3 separate regions of the Homo sapiens genome follow, and regions 2 and 3 are each linked to region 1. The links are chromatin loops, found by intact Hi-C in ENCODE. Cell type or tissue: heart right ventricle. All regions are shown on one strand. Each heading gives the region's core, and the rest is flanking DNA. Links, peaks and the distances in the headings are about the cores only.

Region 1 (5,632 bases), core at 238-5,237:
GTGCAGGCTCTAAAACCAGAAAACCCAGGTTCAAGTCCTGGCCCTACCACCTTGGGAGAGTTACATGGTCTCTCTGTGCCTCCATTTCCCCATCTAAAATGTGGGGATGACAATAATAGTGTCTATTTCACAGAGTTGTTTTGAGGAAAATAATATATGTAAAGCACTGTGAACAGCAGTCAGTGCTATGTAAGTGTTTGCTCTAGTTATTTTAACATTTTGGATTATAAATATCTACCCTGTTATTCAGATGACAAGCATCCCTAAGCTGATAACATGATGAAGAGCTCTTGTGTTCCTTGATTTTCCCTCAGCTTTGTGAGGAAAAGAATACCACATGAAGAAGAACAACTCAAGCAGGGGTGAGAAGGAAACTTGGCTTAAGTTTGGGGGGCTTGAGTTTATTAGGCTTTTGTCTTCTAAAAATCTCCTAAGCTTCATTGATAAGATGTTTAATATCAATCTAGCTAAAAAGGACCAATATACCCCACAAAACACTGAGTTAGACATAAAAACAGAAGGGTAATAAATGAAATATGGAAAACTACACAACCAGAAAAATAAACAACTACCAGTACCCAAAACATGGCTAAATCTCACAGGATTATGTTGAGTGAAAGAAGCCAGCCACAAACCTGCACATACTGAATGATCCCATTTATATGAAGTTCAAGAACAGGTGAAACTAATCCATGGTGACAGAGGTCAGGATCCTGGTTAACTTTGCAGGGACAGCAACTAAGAAGGCGCAAGAGGGAGCCCTCTGTGCTGATGGGAACATTCTGTATCTTGAGCTGAGTGGCGGTCACATGAGTGTGCACATATGTAAATAGTAAGGAGTTGTAGCTTAAGGTATATGCACCTCGCTGTATGTAAGATACTGTCTTAGTCCATGTGTGCTGCTGTAACAAAATATCTGAGACTGGGTAATGTGTAAAGAACAAAAATGTATTTCTCACAGTTCTGGTGGGTGGGAAGTCCAAGATCAAAGCGCCAGCAGGTTTGTAGTCTAGTGAGGGCTGCTCTCTGCTTCCAAGATGGCACCTTGAATGCTGAGTCCTCCAGAGGTGAGAAACGCTGTGTCCCAGCATGGTGGAAAGAACAGAAAAGCAAAAGAAGAAAACTGAGCTAGGTCGCTCCCTCAAGCCCTTTCATAAGGTCGCTAATCCCATTCATGAGGGGGCTCCTCCCTCACGATTTAGTCATCTCCTAAAGACACCACCCCTTAATACTATCACATGGGGGTTTAAGTTCCAACATGAATTTTGGAGGAGACACAAACATTCCAACCATAGCAAATATACTTTACTAAAAAGAAAAAAAAAGGAAAATCTTGTCTCTAAACATGATATTTTAAGTGTTTATATATTTACAGCCCAATTTTCTGCTTGCTTACATAGATATTTGTGACCATGAGTGTCATTCTTAGCTGAGAAAATGTTCAGTAAATTTAAAAAAGCCTCACATTATCTATTAATATCTTACTCAGATAAGATCAAATTTCTAACCTAGATTTTAGGTTAAGATAGAAACCCATGGTCATTTGCTGCAATGTGAGAATGACACAGAGAGATATTAATTAGCAGAATTCCACTATAAAACTAAATTTAAGGGCACAGTTCTCTACTAATGACTCCTCCAGACAAATCAATTACTTGGATATCAATGAATCAACTAAAAATGGAAGTGAGAACAGTTTGAGTCCTTTTTGCAATGGATGGATGTTTACGAGACTATTAAGTGAAGACGGTTCAGAAACAAGGAGATAAATGGCATGCTAATTTGGGGTTGAATGGAGTAATGGGGTGATCTTGGAAATATAAGAATCCTGCTTAATGGGGCTTGTCTGCTTGTAATTTGATAAACTAATATATGTAAATTCAATGAGATAAAGGACATGAGCACTCAGAACAAAATTACAGGAATAAATTTAGCAAAGAGGCACCAAAGTTGAGATAAGGGTCACTGTTCCACGTCTGACATCTTTAATTCTTGAGTCATGGGGATGGTAAGCCAGAGAACAGAGTCTTCTGACTGGAAGCTAAAACCAGCCTTTGGGGTGGGTTCAGAGACACTGTTCAGACTCAAGATGCGAAAGCAGATGTTGCCCTGTTGAAAATATCCCAATTGCAAGGGCATTTTCAAAGACAGTGGTGCTTGGGGGAAAGAGAATGCTGTGTGTTTAAAAAGAAAATAAATTAAAAGAAAGAATGGAAACAAGGAAGAAAAAGTGACCGGAGGGTAGGGTTGCAATATGTTCTGGTTTGCAAGGTACAGCTAAGGTTATGTCTGTTGTGCCGGTGCAATTATAATAGTGTCCCTTTCACTCTCCGAAGAATTTGGATGATAAAGCATATGATCACCCTACCAAAGAGAGGAAATGAGCCAGACGACCCATGTGTCTATTTCAAACAGTGTGGACTGATCCGCAGCCCTGTGCCACTGCCCAGATGAGCGGTGTGCACAACCTCTGCCTTGCCCTACCCCGCCCTGCTCGGGTCTCCAGGAAGGCTGGAGCGGAACCCTCGGCTCCCGCGCTGCTCTGGTGCCACCTGCAGGTTATATGCGGGAACTGCTTCTCTCCACCCTACTACCCTCCACCCAGCCTCCCGACCCCGACCCTGGATAGCCTTGGACTTGGCCAAAAGACATTCAGAGCACACGAAGCCCTGGCTGGGGAGTGGGCTGGACCCTGCAATGAAGCCCGCGTTACAGAATCAGACGAGCCCAGCTTAAACCAACAAGGCCAAGCTCCTCCTCTTCCTACCCACTCCTGTCCTGTCTCATTTTGTAGACGGGAAACTGAAGCCTAATTCAGATTTTTCGTTGGTAGGATTGTGAAGCATACAGCTGGAGCCTCCCAGGTGCCATTCCCCACATCTGTCTTTCCGCTACCACTTTAGGATAGTGAGGAAGCAAGAGAGCTTAAGCTTACTAAGCTCCTACTGTGTACTGGGCACAGAGTGGACACTTTTCTCTCCAGCCTCGCAATTGATGGGAAAGAGGTGATTATACAACTAGGAGACAGGATCAGAGTGGGCTAGCGATGTGCTTACAGTCTCTCAGCTGAAACTGGAACCCAGGGGTCTTTGACTGTAAAGCTAGTGCTCGTTTTGGGTCTCCAGCTTGAGCAATAGTTGCAAAATGCAAAGAGCACCTGAAAATCTAATATCAATCCATATAAGACTGTATTGTAAACAGAAACATGGAGTGTCTTTGTGGGGGTGATGGCAAGGTGGGGAGATTATCTCAATTCTATGTAACCTGGGAACTCTTGGAGGAAAATGAAGCATGACTGAGTGCAATTTGTCTGATAAACAAAATCTGTCAGGACGTGGGACCTTATTGGTCCTGGGTAGTGAAGGTAAGAAATCATGGTGCTGGACCTTTCTTAAAGTGCTTATAAAATCACTCAGGGCCTCAGTGCCTCCACCTTCTCCATGACCCCAGGCAGTTTCCCCATCTGTCTTCATCCTACTGCCTGGCACACTATCCATCAAACTGCTTTTGGGGTTATGTCTCAATAAAACAAAAATCATGGTGGGAGTCATTTACACCCTAGTGAGAGTCATCTAAGATTCCCTTTTCTTCTCAGACCTTTTAGCTGAAGTTGGTTATGAGAGAGGATGGGGAGGGGGAAAAGGGTTGGGGCGAGCACTCTTGGAGCTTGCACTGTTTCTTGCCGGTGCCCAGGCACAATGCGAATATGTCAGTCTAAATGGAGAGCTCCATGCATGTTCCTCTCTAATCCGTTTGTCACCAATACCAGTTCCCAAGGCAGAGCCCCAGGAGGGCTGGACTGAAGGACCTGGAGGTAATAGAAAACAACTTGGCTTTGGGTTTCAGGTCAAGCTGTGCCATGACTTGCTGTGTAACATCAGACAAGTCAGTTCACCACTCTGCACTTCAGTGACCTCATCTGTAAAAGGCTGGTCTGGACTAGATTAATGATTTTCTTTAGGTTTTGCAATTGTTTTGTTGTTGTTGTTTTGTTTTGTTTTGTTTTGAAACGGAGTCTCACTCTGTTGCTCAGGCTGAAGTGCAGTGGCACGATCTCAGCTCACTGCAACCTCTGCCTCCTGGGTTCAAGTGATTCTCCTGCCTCAGCCTCCCAAGTAGCTGGGATTACAGGTGTGTGCCACCACACCTAGCTAATTTTTGTATTTTTAGTAGAGATGTGGTTTCACTACATTGGCCAGGCTCATCTCCAACTCCCAACCTCAGGTGATCCACCTGCCTCGGCCTCCCAAAGTGTTGGGATTACAGGCGTGAGCCACCGCACCTGGCCTGCAATTGTTTTTTGTTTTAACATTATATTCAATTCTTCCTCCATCTTTATTAAAGTATAATTGATAAATAAAAATTGTGTATGTTTACAGTGTTCAATGTGATGTTTTGATATGTGCATACATTATGAAATGATTAAATCAAGTTAACATTTTCATCACCTCACATACTTTTATTATTATTTTTGTGGTAAGAATATTTAAGATCTATTTGCTTAGAGTAGTGTTTACTAGAGGTGAGGAAGGGTAAGGGAGAGGGGGTAGCCAAAGGTTGGCTAACAGGTTAAGAGATACAAGAGTACATGGCTGGTGGCTAACGCCTATAATCCTACCCCTTTAGGAGGCTGAGGTGGGAGGATCACTTGAAACCAGGAATTTGAGACCAGCCTGGGCAACATAGGGGGATCCCATCACTATAAAAAATTTAGAAATTAGCCAGGCATGTTGGTGCATGCCTGCGGTCCCAGCTACTCTGGAAGCTGAGGTGGGAGGATCACTTGGGCCCAAGAGGTCAAGGCTGCAGTGAGCTGTGATTGCACCACTTCACTCCAGCCTAGGGGGCAGAGTGAGACCCTGTCTGAAAAAGCAAAAGACAAACAAACAAACAAACAAAAAACCCCAGCTAGATAGGAGGAATAGTTCTAGTGTTTTTTTGCACTATAGGGTGATGATAATTGATGACAATTTATTATATATTTTCGAATAGCTAGAAGAGTGCATTTTGAATACTCCCAGAACAAAGAAAGGATAAATGTTTGAGGTGGTGGAGATGCTAATCGCCCTGATTTAATTATTACATATTGTATACATGTATAAAAATATTATACTGTACCCCACAAATACGTACAATTATTGTGTCAATTAATAATAATAAAAGCAAAAAATCTTCTTTTAGCAATTTTCAAGTATATATTATTATTAACTATAGTCATTCTGTACAACAGATCTCCAGAACTTATAACATTATATTTAATTTCAATCAAAGCGCTAGATACACAGAGTTAAGAACAAAATGGGGCTGGGTGCGGTGGCTCACCCAGTGGATTACGCCTGTAATCCCAGCACTTTGGGTGGATCACGAGGTCAGGAGATCGAAACCATCCTGGCTAACATGGTGAAACCCCACCTCTACTAAAAGTACAAAAAAAAAATTAGCTAGGCCTGGTGGTGTTCGCCTGTAGTCCCAGCTACTCCGGAGGCTGAGGCAGGAGAATTGCTTGAACCTGGGAGGCGGAAGTTGCAGTGAGCCAAGATCATGCCACTGCACTCCAGCCTAAGTGCCAGAATGAGACTTTGTCTCAAAATAAATAAATAAGTAAATAAAAATAAAATTTTAAAAAGGAACA
Region 2 (5,000 bases), core at 1-5,000, 71 kb before region 1:
AGGGCCCTTCCCTACCCACAACTCTCAGAGCTGTAGGTGGACTTAAAAATCAAATGTTTTGGCTTGGCGTTCAAGGCCCTTTCCCCACTGACACTGGCTTATCTTTCTCAATCTGATTTTCTCCCACCTCTCTACCTCTACCCCAGATACTCAGATACTCTCTCTTCTGGCCATAGCCTACTGTTTGCCTTTCCCCCTGTGACCTTCACTGTCTCACTTCCTGTTTTTTCCTTTTTTTTTTTTTAGAGACAGGGTCTTGCTATGTTGCCCAGGCTGGTTTCAAGTGATTCCTCCTGGATTCAAAGGATCCTCCCACCTCAGCCTCCTTAGTAGCTGGGACTACAGGTGTGCACCACCACACCCAGCTTGTCTCACTTCTTTGAACAGACTCTTTCTTCTGCCAAGATTGCCCCCAGCCCACCAGTTATGAATTATCTGAGGGTCTATCTTGTGCCAGGGACTTTACTACATTTCGAGGGTAACAGCAAGCAAAAACCAGAAACGGTTCCTGACACCAGAGCACTTACAGTGCAGGGGAGCAGCCCCATTACTCACATGTGAGTTTGGGTGCAGAAATGGGTACGAGGTGGTGCTTTCCCTAAGAAGAAACAGAGCTGAGATGGAGGGGATTTTCCGGGTTCAGACTTAGACCTACAGAGTGTAAGGTCCCTCTGAGACACCAAATGGAGGGGTCCAGCTGGCAGCTGGCTCCTCATCTGGAGCTTCGAGGAGAGGTCTTAGCTCAGAGCCATATTCAAGACCCAGCCTAAATACCGCCTCATGCAGGGAGCCCCCCTGACCTTCCATAGCCTCAAATCTGCCCCTCTGCATACCCCCGATCCCTTGCCAAGTGGCATTTGGGTCTTTATGTCATCTCCCTCACCTGTCTGGGAGTAAAGGTGAGGTTCAGGGACTTGGGCTTGTGTACTCTAGTGTCTTCAGGGAGAATGTGTAAAGCATAGAGGGGGCAGCTTGGAAAAAGGGAGACTCAGAGGAGACTCAAGGACATCTGAGGAGGCAAGCCTGGGAGGAGGAAAAGAGATGAGAATGAGCAGAAGAAACAGTGCCGGGGCAGGGAAGCAGGTGGGAGGATCAGGGAATAAGAGGGGCCGGAGAGGTGGGGGCGGGCATGCTGGTGAGGGGCTGCCTGGCTCGCCAGGCTCAGGAGTCGATTACATCTTCCTGCAAGGGCCAGTTCACCTAGTTGCACCAAACCCCTTCCTCTGTGGGTAGGGCCAGAAGGCCCAGAGCACAGACCAACCCAATTAGGCAGGCCTGAGGTGGACTTAGGGGTGGGTGCTGGGCTGGACTCCTGGTTGTGGGGAGCAGCCGCCACCCTGCCGACTTCATCCACTTTCCAACTCGCTGCCTATCTGGAACAGATGCAATATTTAGTGCCTTGTGAAAGATGCTCCTAGTGCACCTGCTGCCTGCTGCCCCTCCCCCAGGCTGCCCTGGGCTCTCCAGAGGGGGGTCCTATGGATGCTTGGCCTAGATTCTGAGCCCTGCTTCTTATATCCAGGACCCCTTTCCCAGAGGCCAGCTGCTTGAGTACCCTGGAAGCCAGTCTGTAGCCCCAGGCTAGAGCTGGGTCCCTCCCACAGCCCTTCTTTAGCATGTTTGTTTGGACTGACTTATTTCATAGAGAGGGGTGTGTCTTGCCCAAGCCCATCTGGCATGTCTGAGGCAGCTCTGGGGTCAGAATCTGCAGCTCCCATCCCCCAGCCCTGCAATACTAGGGGAGGCTGGATCCCACATCTCTGAAGTCCCACTAGGCTGGTCTGACAGGGCTCCCAAGCGCAGGGCTGCTCTGCAGGCTGTGGGGCTCATGCTCCAGCTCCGAGCCCACCTGATGTGCCCGGGTGGCTCACCTTTGGGCCTGTCCTGCCTCTCAGGCATTCAGCTGACCCGGAGGGACTCCCCCATCTTGACCACCAGCTGTGGGCTTGAGTTAGAGGTTCCCAGAACTTTAGACCATTTAGCCCAACCCCCTATTTCTCAGCTGGGGAAACTGAGACCAAAGAGGGAAGAAACTTTCTCAAGTGCCCCCAGCAAGTCAGAGGAGGAACCAGGTATAGGAGCCTCTTTCCGACAGAGGTCTTCCCTGACCCCTGAGCCTTCTTCAGTGCCTCATTAGCTTCCCTGTAAGGAGACTGCCCCACAGAGCCTGGAAATGGTGCTGTCCCGGGCAGTGTGTGCCCATGACTGCGCCTGTGTTTGTACTTGTGAGTGTATGGCCGGGGGGCCGGGGGGGTGGTGCACTGAAGGGTGGGAATAAACAGCAGGGATACTGGGGACTGGAATGCACCCCACTTGCCCCCCAAAAAGGGGCGACGGAGCCCAGCCCAGCCCAGCACATGCTTAGACTTTCCAATCTACTGAATGTCTGTGAGGCCTGCTGGGCTCAAAGGACAAGGAACAGGCCTTTCACCCCCAGGTGGCAGGGGTGGCCCAGGATGGGTGGAAGCTTCTGCAGCACGGTCAGGGGTCACATCCCAGCCCATGGGCTGACAGTTAAACAGAGAAGCCGCCACTAGGGGTCAGTCATGATTCAATGATTCTGATGAGGAGTGGGCCCCACCAGCCTCTGCCCAGGGTTTTGTCTTCCAGGCCTTCTTGGGAAGAATTGTTCCCTGCCAGAAAGGGGCTAATAATCTGAGAGGAAGCCATAGCTGGAATTCTAAACTGTGTGAGTGTGTGTCCAGTTTGGAAAGGTATATCCAATCTAAAAATTTGTATTGAAAAAATGGAAAGATATACCTATTGTTTTGGAATACAAACTACAGAAAGTAACAGTTAACAGAATCTTATTGGAAAGATTAGATTCTGCATCTGGAAAGGCAGAGTGATTTTTCAACTGGGGTGTATGTCCTTAACTGAGGAAGGGAACATGATATTTATATTAAAAGGCAGCTATGATTTTCTTTTTTCTGAGACGGAGTCTTGATCTGTCGCCCAGGCTGGAGTGCAGTGGCATGATCTCAGCTCACTGCTGCAACCTCCACCTCCCGGGTTCATGCCATTCTCCTACCTCAGCCTCCCGAGTAGCTGGGACTACAGGCGCCTGCTACCACGCCCGGTTAATTTTTTGTATTTTTAGTAGAGACGGGGTTTCACCACATCAGCCAGGATGGTCTCGATCTCCTGACCTCGTGATCCGCCCGCCTCTGCCTCCCAAAGTGCTGGGATTACAAGTGTGAGCCACCGCGCCTGGCCTATGATTTTTCTTTATGTAGAGAATTTATCTTTTATAAAGAGCTTATTACATACTATTAGTGCTTCTTCAATCATGTGTATTAATCACCTGGATTCCTAGGCTTTATTCCCAGAGATTCTGATCCTGTAAGCCTAGGGTGGGACCCAGAAATCTGTACAGGGTGATACAGGCTGCCCCAGGACCACACCTAAGAAACACTGCCACTGGCCCCCACACACATCCAAGTCTCCAAATATGTAGGCAGGGCACATTCTCTCCATAGAACAGATGGGGAACCTGAGGTCCAGGATGGTGAAAGAAATGGCACAGGGTCACCCAGCTAGTAGAAGAGCCACGATACACAGACTGCCTGCAGACACCATCTTTGATGAGAGCTCCACCTCTTTATAGGAGTAGTACAAACTACTTTCTGTAGTTTGTATTCCAAAATGATGGGTATATCTTTCCATTTTTTCAATGTAAATTTTTAGATTGGATATGCTTTCCCAAACTGGACACACACTCACAGTTTAGAATTCCAGCTATGGCTTCCTCTCAGATTATTAGCTCCTTATATATTCCCTGACTCCTACCTCCTGCCTCCCCTATGGTGGGTCTCTATCCAAGGAAGAGGTAGCCCTGGTCCTCTAGGCTGACTGGGGCTTGGAGGAAAAGCCTGGGTGACTGTAGGAGCTAGAAGGGCCCTTGGAATTCAGGTGGGGAAACTGAGGCCCTGAGAAGGCAGTCCTCACATTTGCATTCTACCTGGAGAAGGGCTGGGTCTCCTTCCTGAGTGGCAGGCCCAACTTCACCAGCCTGGCCCTCAGTCAAGCTGGCTGTCCAGGCCCGGCACACCTCGGGTGGGTGACCAGAGGCAGCGGTGCCATAAAATGTGTTTGCTGGGAGATCCACCCCCAAAGCACAAAACATTCCAGGGCTGCTGATTTGGGCAAGCCCCCTTCCTTCTCGGCCCAGTGTCCCCATCTCTACCACCGCTGTGTGGGAGGGGACTTCTCTCTAAGGCTGAGCAGCAGATTCGCTCCCAAGCGCCTACACCGCCCAGGTGGCCGGCTCCTCTGCACCCACGCTTCAAGAAAGTCACCTCTTAGGCAAGGAAGGAGCCTCGGCCCTGTTGGGAGCGGGAGTCGGTATACTCCCAGCCTCCCAGACTGCTGGGGATGACCCGCGGTGCCTGCAAAGCCGGTGTCATCCAGCCCACTGCCCAGCCCACAGACACTCGCCCTGGAGGGTGGCCCTGGCCCTGGCAGCGGCTCCGAGAAGAGGCGGCCCCCACTCCAAACCTGGCAGACCCACCCACGCAGGCCCGCCCCCGCTGCCTCAGCGAGTGGGCTCAGCCCTGCCCACGCCCCCATCTGGCCGGGACAATCTCGGGCCACTCCCCCGGGCGCAGGGCACCCTCCCTTCCCTCCCACCTGTGGCCAGTCCAGCCCCTTTCAGCCCAACCCAGGCGCCCCTCCCTCCTTCCCCGAAAAGAACTCACCGCGCCCGCAAAGGGCGACCAGGAAGAAAAGGACCAGGGAAGGCGCGCGCCTCATGGCCGGCGGGGCCGGGTGGCAGCCGCCGCGAGCTCCGCTGTGGGGTCACAGGGCACCCGTGAGCCGCGCGGTCGAGTGAGCGCCGGTCCTGGCCCCCGAGGTTTGCTGGCGGGGCGGCGCTCACTAGGACCCCGCGGAGAGCCCCGCCGAGCCCCGCCCACTCAGGGATGTACTGGGCCCGCTGCTCCGCCCCGACGCCCCCTGGGTGGTCTGGACCCCACCTGCCGCCTGGCTTCCCTATCTCTTCG
Region 3 (5,525 bases), core at 1-5,000, 91 kb before region 1:
GGCAAAACCCCATCTCTACTGAAAAATACAAAATTAGCCAGGTGTGGCAGCACGTGCCTGTAATCCCAGCTACTTGGGAGGCTGAGGCAGGAGGATTTCTTGAACCCAGGAGGTGGAGGTTGCTGTGAGCCGAGATCCCACCACTGCACTCCAGCCTGGGTGACAGTAAGACTCAGTCTTCCCCCCCCCACCCCCCCAAAAAAAAAGCTCCTTGGTAACCATGCCAGTCAGCAGGCTGGGAACCCTGGGACTACACAGCTTAGGCCCACCCAGCTATGATCTTCTCCAACACCCTCATTCTCTTTCAAAGACAAGGTGAGGAGGGACCGTTTACTCCATTCCTGTCTGTTTGCACAGAGCTGCTAACAGATGCTACATTCCAGGTGCCCCGGGCATCTGAGCCTTCCCCCTCCACACACTGGGGTTGGTCCTTGGCCCATGGATCTTTCCAGCCTTATGTCCCACAGTCCAGCCAATGAGGTCACCTTGGCTGCCCATGACATACTCTCCTGCCTCCCCGGGCCCTCCTCTGCTCCATCTCCCTGTCCTGAGATCCTACACAATCTTCAGGATTCACTTCAAATGCCAATTCTTCCTTGAAACTTTCCCAATGCCATCTTCCACCCACCCATGCCTGCTTTGAAGCCACTCAGCACACTGCTGCTCTCTGTGGCTCTCCAACATCTCTGGTACCTGGTATGTAGTAGTTGCTGATTACATACCTATGGACTGAACAAATGAATGCAGCCTTCTTGGAAAAGGCCAAGGAAGGCCAGGTTTTAAGCACAGTGGGCCAAAAACCCAGAGCCCAGGCTGACAGCCCTGAGAGGGCGTGGGCCCCCCAGCACCTTACTTGTTATACAGCACAATGTCTGGCTTCCAGATCTTCTGTGCAGGGACACGCATGAACTCTGCCCCACCATAGTCAGAGGGGTTCCATTTCAGCTTGTAGTCATTCCAGATCTCGGGGAAGGAAGCAGGGAGGGAGAAGGAGACGGTAAAAGAATCAGCCTGGTTTTACTTCCCGTGGCACCACCCATCTTGGTGACTCCCCACCCCTGCTGCATGTGACCGAACCACATCCATGCCATGATCACATAGTCCAACTTCTCCTGTGGGTGTAGTGCAGGAGAGAGCACACGGCTGGCTCTGCGGGCCACCTCCTGGCACTAGGGAAGCCACTGCCCCCATAACCATGAGCAAGCCCAGCCCCTCATCAACCAAACAGGGCCTACTCGTGCTTTCTCTGGTCACTTCTAGTGCCAGGTGGAGACTCCTGGACTTCATGCATCATGTCCAGGTCCATGTGCCTGTTTACAGCCCCTGAATGGCTCTCCAGGGGTGTTTTCCAACATAGACACTCTTTCACCCCAAGGTTAAGCAAGACTGGACTCTGAAAGATTCCGGGGGAAGAATCCATGACCCCTGCAGGGCCCAGGAAGTGTCTGGGTCCAGAGGCTGGGAGGTCTGAGTCCTGAGCACCAGAGGAGAGAGGGGTGAGGCTGCGGCCACAGAGGGAACGTGTGCATCAAGTACTGGGTGGGGCACTGTGCCCATCTGGCTTTCCAACCTCCTGGGGATGAAGGCTGTGTGTGCTGAGTGCTCAGCTGGCCAGGCTGGCAGAAGGGTCACCCGCAGGCCAATGGGCCATTATGTCTCCTGGCAAGTCTGGACAAAGCCTCCCTGGGGAGGACATGTGGAAGGCAATTTCTTGGCCTCGATCTGAACAGGAAAATCTACTCCCACGCTACCAACAACAGCAGCATCTTATTCTGACTTAAGAATGAGTATAGGGGCTGTGCACAGTGGCTTCTGCCTGTAACCCCAGCACTTTGGGAGGCTGAGGTGTGTGGTTTGCTTGAGATCAGGCGTTCGAGACCAGCCTGGGCAACATGGCGAAACCCTGTCTCTATAACAAATCCAAAAATTAGCCAGACGTGGTGGTGCACAGCTGTGGTCCCAGCTACTTGGGAGGCTGAGGCAGGAGAACTGCTTGAACCCTGCTGGTGGAGATTGCAGTGAGCCGAGATCACGCCACAGCACTCCGGCCTGGGTGACAGAGCGAGATCCCGTCTGGAAAAAAAACTGAGTTTTTAGCAAGAGGGAGAGAAGGAGGTGTCTCAGGCACCACCCCAGGGTTTGGGGGCAGGGCTTCAATCTCAGGTTCGTACTCTTCTGTTGTGTGAACATGGAGAATGTCTTTCTCCAGGCTGCAACCTGTCCATCTGGGACTTGAGGGGTTGGGCCCTACAGTCCTTCCAGGGGGACTGTAGGGCAGTGCATGTGACCTCAAGCCTTAGAAGAGATATATCTGCCAGTCAGTGGACCCCAATCTGGGTTCCACAGAAGTAAATGAAGCCTGGTCTTTAGGCCTTTCTTGGTTCACCTAAAGCAAATAAAACAGTCACCACCAGGGGGCAGCAGTGCCTAGGGTCTGGTCACTTACTTGCTTGAGCCACAGGTTGGTCTCCATGATCTGGTTTACTTCATCCTAGAAAGAGGAATTAAAGTTGACAGGAGAATTACAAAACAAGACTAATTCTGGGAAAGGCTCCTCCAGAAGCCCCGGTCCCCATGGCCACGGCTCGTGGCTTCCAGCACTCACCACCTTCACCAGCTGAGACATGGACACCTCGAAATGGATGATGACTGGGTCAGACACGTTGGCTACAGGCCGGATGATCTCATTGTAATCTTCAAACAGCCGCTCAAATAGACGGTGCTCAGCCTCTGAGGCCCTGGCCACTGTGGGAAGCAGCCCTGTCAGTCCCTGGGGAAATCGTTACTTAACCTCCCCCACCCAGCCCAGCAGAAACATCACCCATCTACAGCATCCCCTCCACCTGTGGGGGGATTCTGTGGAACCCTAGACTTTCAGGCCAGTCTAACCCAGTGGGTTACAAAATGGGAAACTGAGGCCCAAGAGGGGCAGGATTCTACCTGGCCACACGCATTCAGTGAGAAGCACAGTGGTTGCAAGCCTGGGCTCTGGAGTTGGACAGATCTGGTGCAAATCCTGACAAATCACTTGTAAGCTGTGTGAGCTTAGGCAAGTGGCTTAACCTCTCTGAACCTGTGTCTTTACCAGTCAAAATAAGGATTATAAACGTATCCACCTCAAAGGGTTGTTGTGAAGGAAGTGCACAGCTTGGTGCTGCGGTAAGAGGTCAAGAACTATTCGCAATCTTTTCCTGGGTTGTTTCTGCCGGGTGGGGGTGTGGGGCAAATGCTGTCTGCCTGGGTACAGCCACTCACTGCTTCCACGATGGAAAGATGGCCAGTCCGCTCCCAGGGGCAGGGCCAACCACGGTCGCCCAGGCCCAGGTCTTCTACCTCCCAGCCTCCGGGAGAACACAGCCCAGGTCTGGGCCTCTCCTGCATTCCACCCTGTAGGGGTGGCCACCAGCCCTCTTAGAAGCCAAGGCACTGTGTGACTCCCGTGATCTCGTGTGACCCCCAGCTCTTGCTGATGCTGTCTTCATATCCTGATGAAAGACTCTGACCTCTGCAACCCTTGGGCACCCCTCTTTGTTCCTAAGCCACACCCCAGCACAAGTGAGGCATACCGGGTCAGCTGTCTTCTGATTCCCACGTACAGATCTGGGGGCAGCTTGGGGAAGCGGGAGGAGAATCCTCTAGGAAGTTGAATCCAACTTCCTCAGGTCTTGAAATAGGATTTTTCCTGCTCCCCACTCTCCTTCCCCAGGATGAAAGAAGGGTCCCAGGCAGGAGGTCGGTTGAGAGCGTATGGCGTTCTGAGTAGTGCAGGCCTCGGCACCGAGGGCGGAAAGCGCTCTGAGCTCACAGCCGCACGACAGACCGCCGGCCTGGGCCCTCCAGGAATTCCCTGCAGCCTTGCCCGGTCCCCGACTCTCGCTACCCACCAGCCCTCCCAGGCACCCAAGAGCCTCCCAGCGGCGGGCCAGGGCCGGCTTCCCCCAGCAGGCTCCTCTGGAGAGCGGGAGGAAGACAGGAGGCGCTCTCCCGGTGGAGGGTCCCTCAGCGACGCAGCCAGGAGCGCTAGGAGGCTACAACCGGAGGAGAGGCTGGCGCTCCAGCTCCAGCCCCAGTCCCGAAGCGACTCCCCTCTTCCCGAGGTGGCCTTGGCCAAGTCTTCAGCCATCTCCGTCAAATGAGGAGGTGGGCGGGATGCAGACGGTGGAGCGGGAGGCTTGGGCGCGCCAGTTTGGGAGCCAGTGCGCGGGGCAGGGCGACGGGCAGCGCGGGGACGCGAATCCCCAACTCCTGCGCCCAAGACGAAGGACCCGGTCTCGACCTCCCCATCACCCGGCGCGTACCAGCGCCCGCTCAGTGACTCCCAGGTTTGGTGGTGGCTAGGGGTGGGAGGTGAGCCGAAAGGGAAAAAGCCACCCCACCCAAGTCGCCGCCGGGCTGGAGCCAGTCTGCGCGGGTTCCGAGTCCCCGGCGACGGCGCCAGCCCTCTCCGCTCGCCCGCGCGGTGTTCTCGCCGGCAGCCCCTCCGGACCCCGCGCCCCTTCTCGGGCGCCCGTCCCTCCGGAGCCCTAACGCCTGTGCGCGTACCTGGCAGCAGAGACAGCAGCAGCAGCAGCAGCAGCCGCGGCGGCGACAGCGCCAGGGGCAGCGAGAGCGGGCCAGAGCCCATGGCTGGTGGCCGGGCTGGCCGCGGACCCGGACGGTCGGGAGCGGGCGCGGCGGTCGCAGAGACGGCCTCTCCCCGCGCGGCTCCAGCGCAGACCCCAGACCTGGAGCCGTGCGGGCGGAGACGCGCGGGGCTCCTCTCCGCTTCGCCGCCGCTGGGTTTCCAGCGCCCTCGGACCCGCGGGAGGACAGGAACCATCCGGAGTGAAGCTGCGCCAGGCGCGGGCGGGCGGGCGGGCGTGCGCGGGGCGGGGCGTACGTGCGGTAGGGGAAGGGGCTCCAGGTCCCAGTCCCCAGCGCCGGGCGAGCTCCTTCTCCGCCGGGCTGGGTGCTCCGGCCGGCGGCGTCCGACCAGATCTGAGCAGGTGCTGTCACCACCACCAGGAAGGAGAGGGACTCAGTTTCTGTCCCAGGTTTCCGGGGCGTGTGCAGCTCCCGCAGGGGGTTGGGACCACCGGGCTAGGCGGGCGCCGTAGGAGAGACGCTAACACACCCTGGGAAGGACGCCTTGTGTATCTCATGCTATTAAATAATTGTTAAATATTTTAGCCGGGAGCAGTGGCTCACGCCTGTAATCCCAGCCAGCACTTTGGGAGGCCAAGGCGGGCGGATCACGAGGTCAGAGACCATCCTGGCTAACATGGTGAAACCTCGTCTCTACTAAAAATACTCTACAAATTAGCCCGGCGTGGTGGCAGGCACCTGTAGTCCCAGCTACTCGGGAGGCTGAGGCAGGAGAATGGCGTGAACCCGGGAGGCAGAGCCTGCAGTGAGCCGAGATTGCGCCACTGCACTCCAGCCTGGGTGACAGAGTGAGACTTCATCTCAAAACAAAACAAAACAAAACAAAAAAACTTAGATATAGTACTGGTATTTTTTTTTTAAGTCCTTATAGCTTAGGGGTG

What was found. Peaks named below come from ENCODE experiments on the same cell type or tissue, not always from the same donor. Only the 100,000 strongest peaks of a DNase experiment are listed, where the experiment ranks them.
Region 2: a loop joins it to region 1, with 6 times the contacts of the local background. A loop is called at or near these places in 80 of 110 quality-filtered maps.
Region 3: it touches region 1 in a loop (14-fold over the local background); 97 of 110 quality-filtered maps call a loop at or near these places.

What each region holds. Positions count from the first base shown.
Region 1 is chr15:78,707,029-78,712,660 of GRCh38, forward strand. It overlaps LOC105370913 (a long non-coding RNA gene), which reads right to left. Exons shown (of 3, transcript XR_932509.2): 2 at 960-1,077. Among named protein-coding and RNA genes, the nearest start is that of CHRNB4, 69 kb to the left of the region's middle. In heart right ventricle, for the core only: CTCF peaks have their summits at 2,547 (motif pointing left) and 2,755; a DNase peak (open chromatin) is centred at 2,533; H3K27me3 peaks cover 1,417 bases.
Region 2 is chr15:78,636,382-78,641,381 of GRCh38, forward strand. It overlaps CHRNB4 (cholinergic receptor nicotinic beta 4 subunit), which reads right to left and starts at 4,829. Exons shown (of 6, transcript NM_000750.5): 1 at 4,698-4,829. The coding sequence starts at 4,752. RefSeq lists an enhancer at 1,308-1,809 and a silencer at 4,748-4,807. In heart right ventricle, for the core only: a CTCF peak has its summit at 2,538 (motif pointing right); a DNase peak (open chromatin) is centred at 2,528; H3K4me3 peaks cover 729 bases; H3K27me3 peaks cover 2,540 bases.
Region 3 is chr15:78,616,171-78,621,695 of GRCh38, forward strand. It overlaps CHRNA3 (cholinergic receptor nicotinic alpha 3 subunit), which reads right to left and starts at 4,826. Exons shown (of 6, transcript NM_000743.5): 1 at 4,543-4,826; 2 at 2,606-2,745; 3 at 2,447-2,491; 4 at 854-963. The coding sequence starts at 4,624. In heart right ventricle, for the core only: CTCF peaks have their summits at 2,408 (motif pointing right), 2,614 and 3,970; a DNase peak (open chromatin) is centred at 2,421; H3K4me3 peaks cover 1,337 bases; H3K27me3 peaks cover 2,475 bases.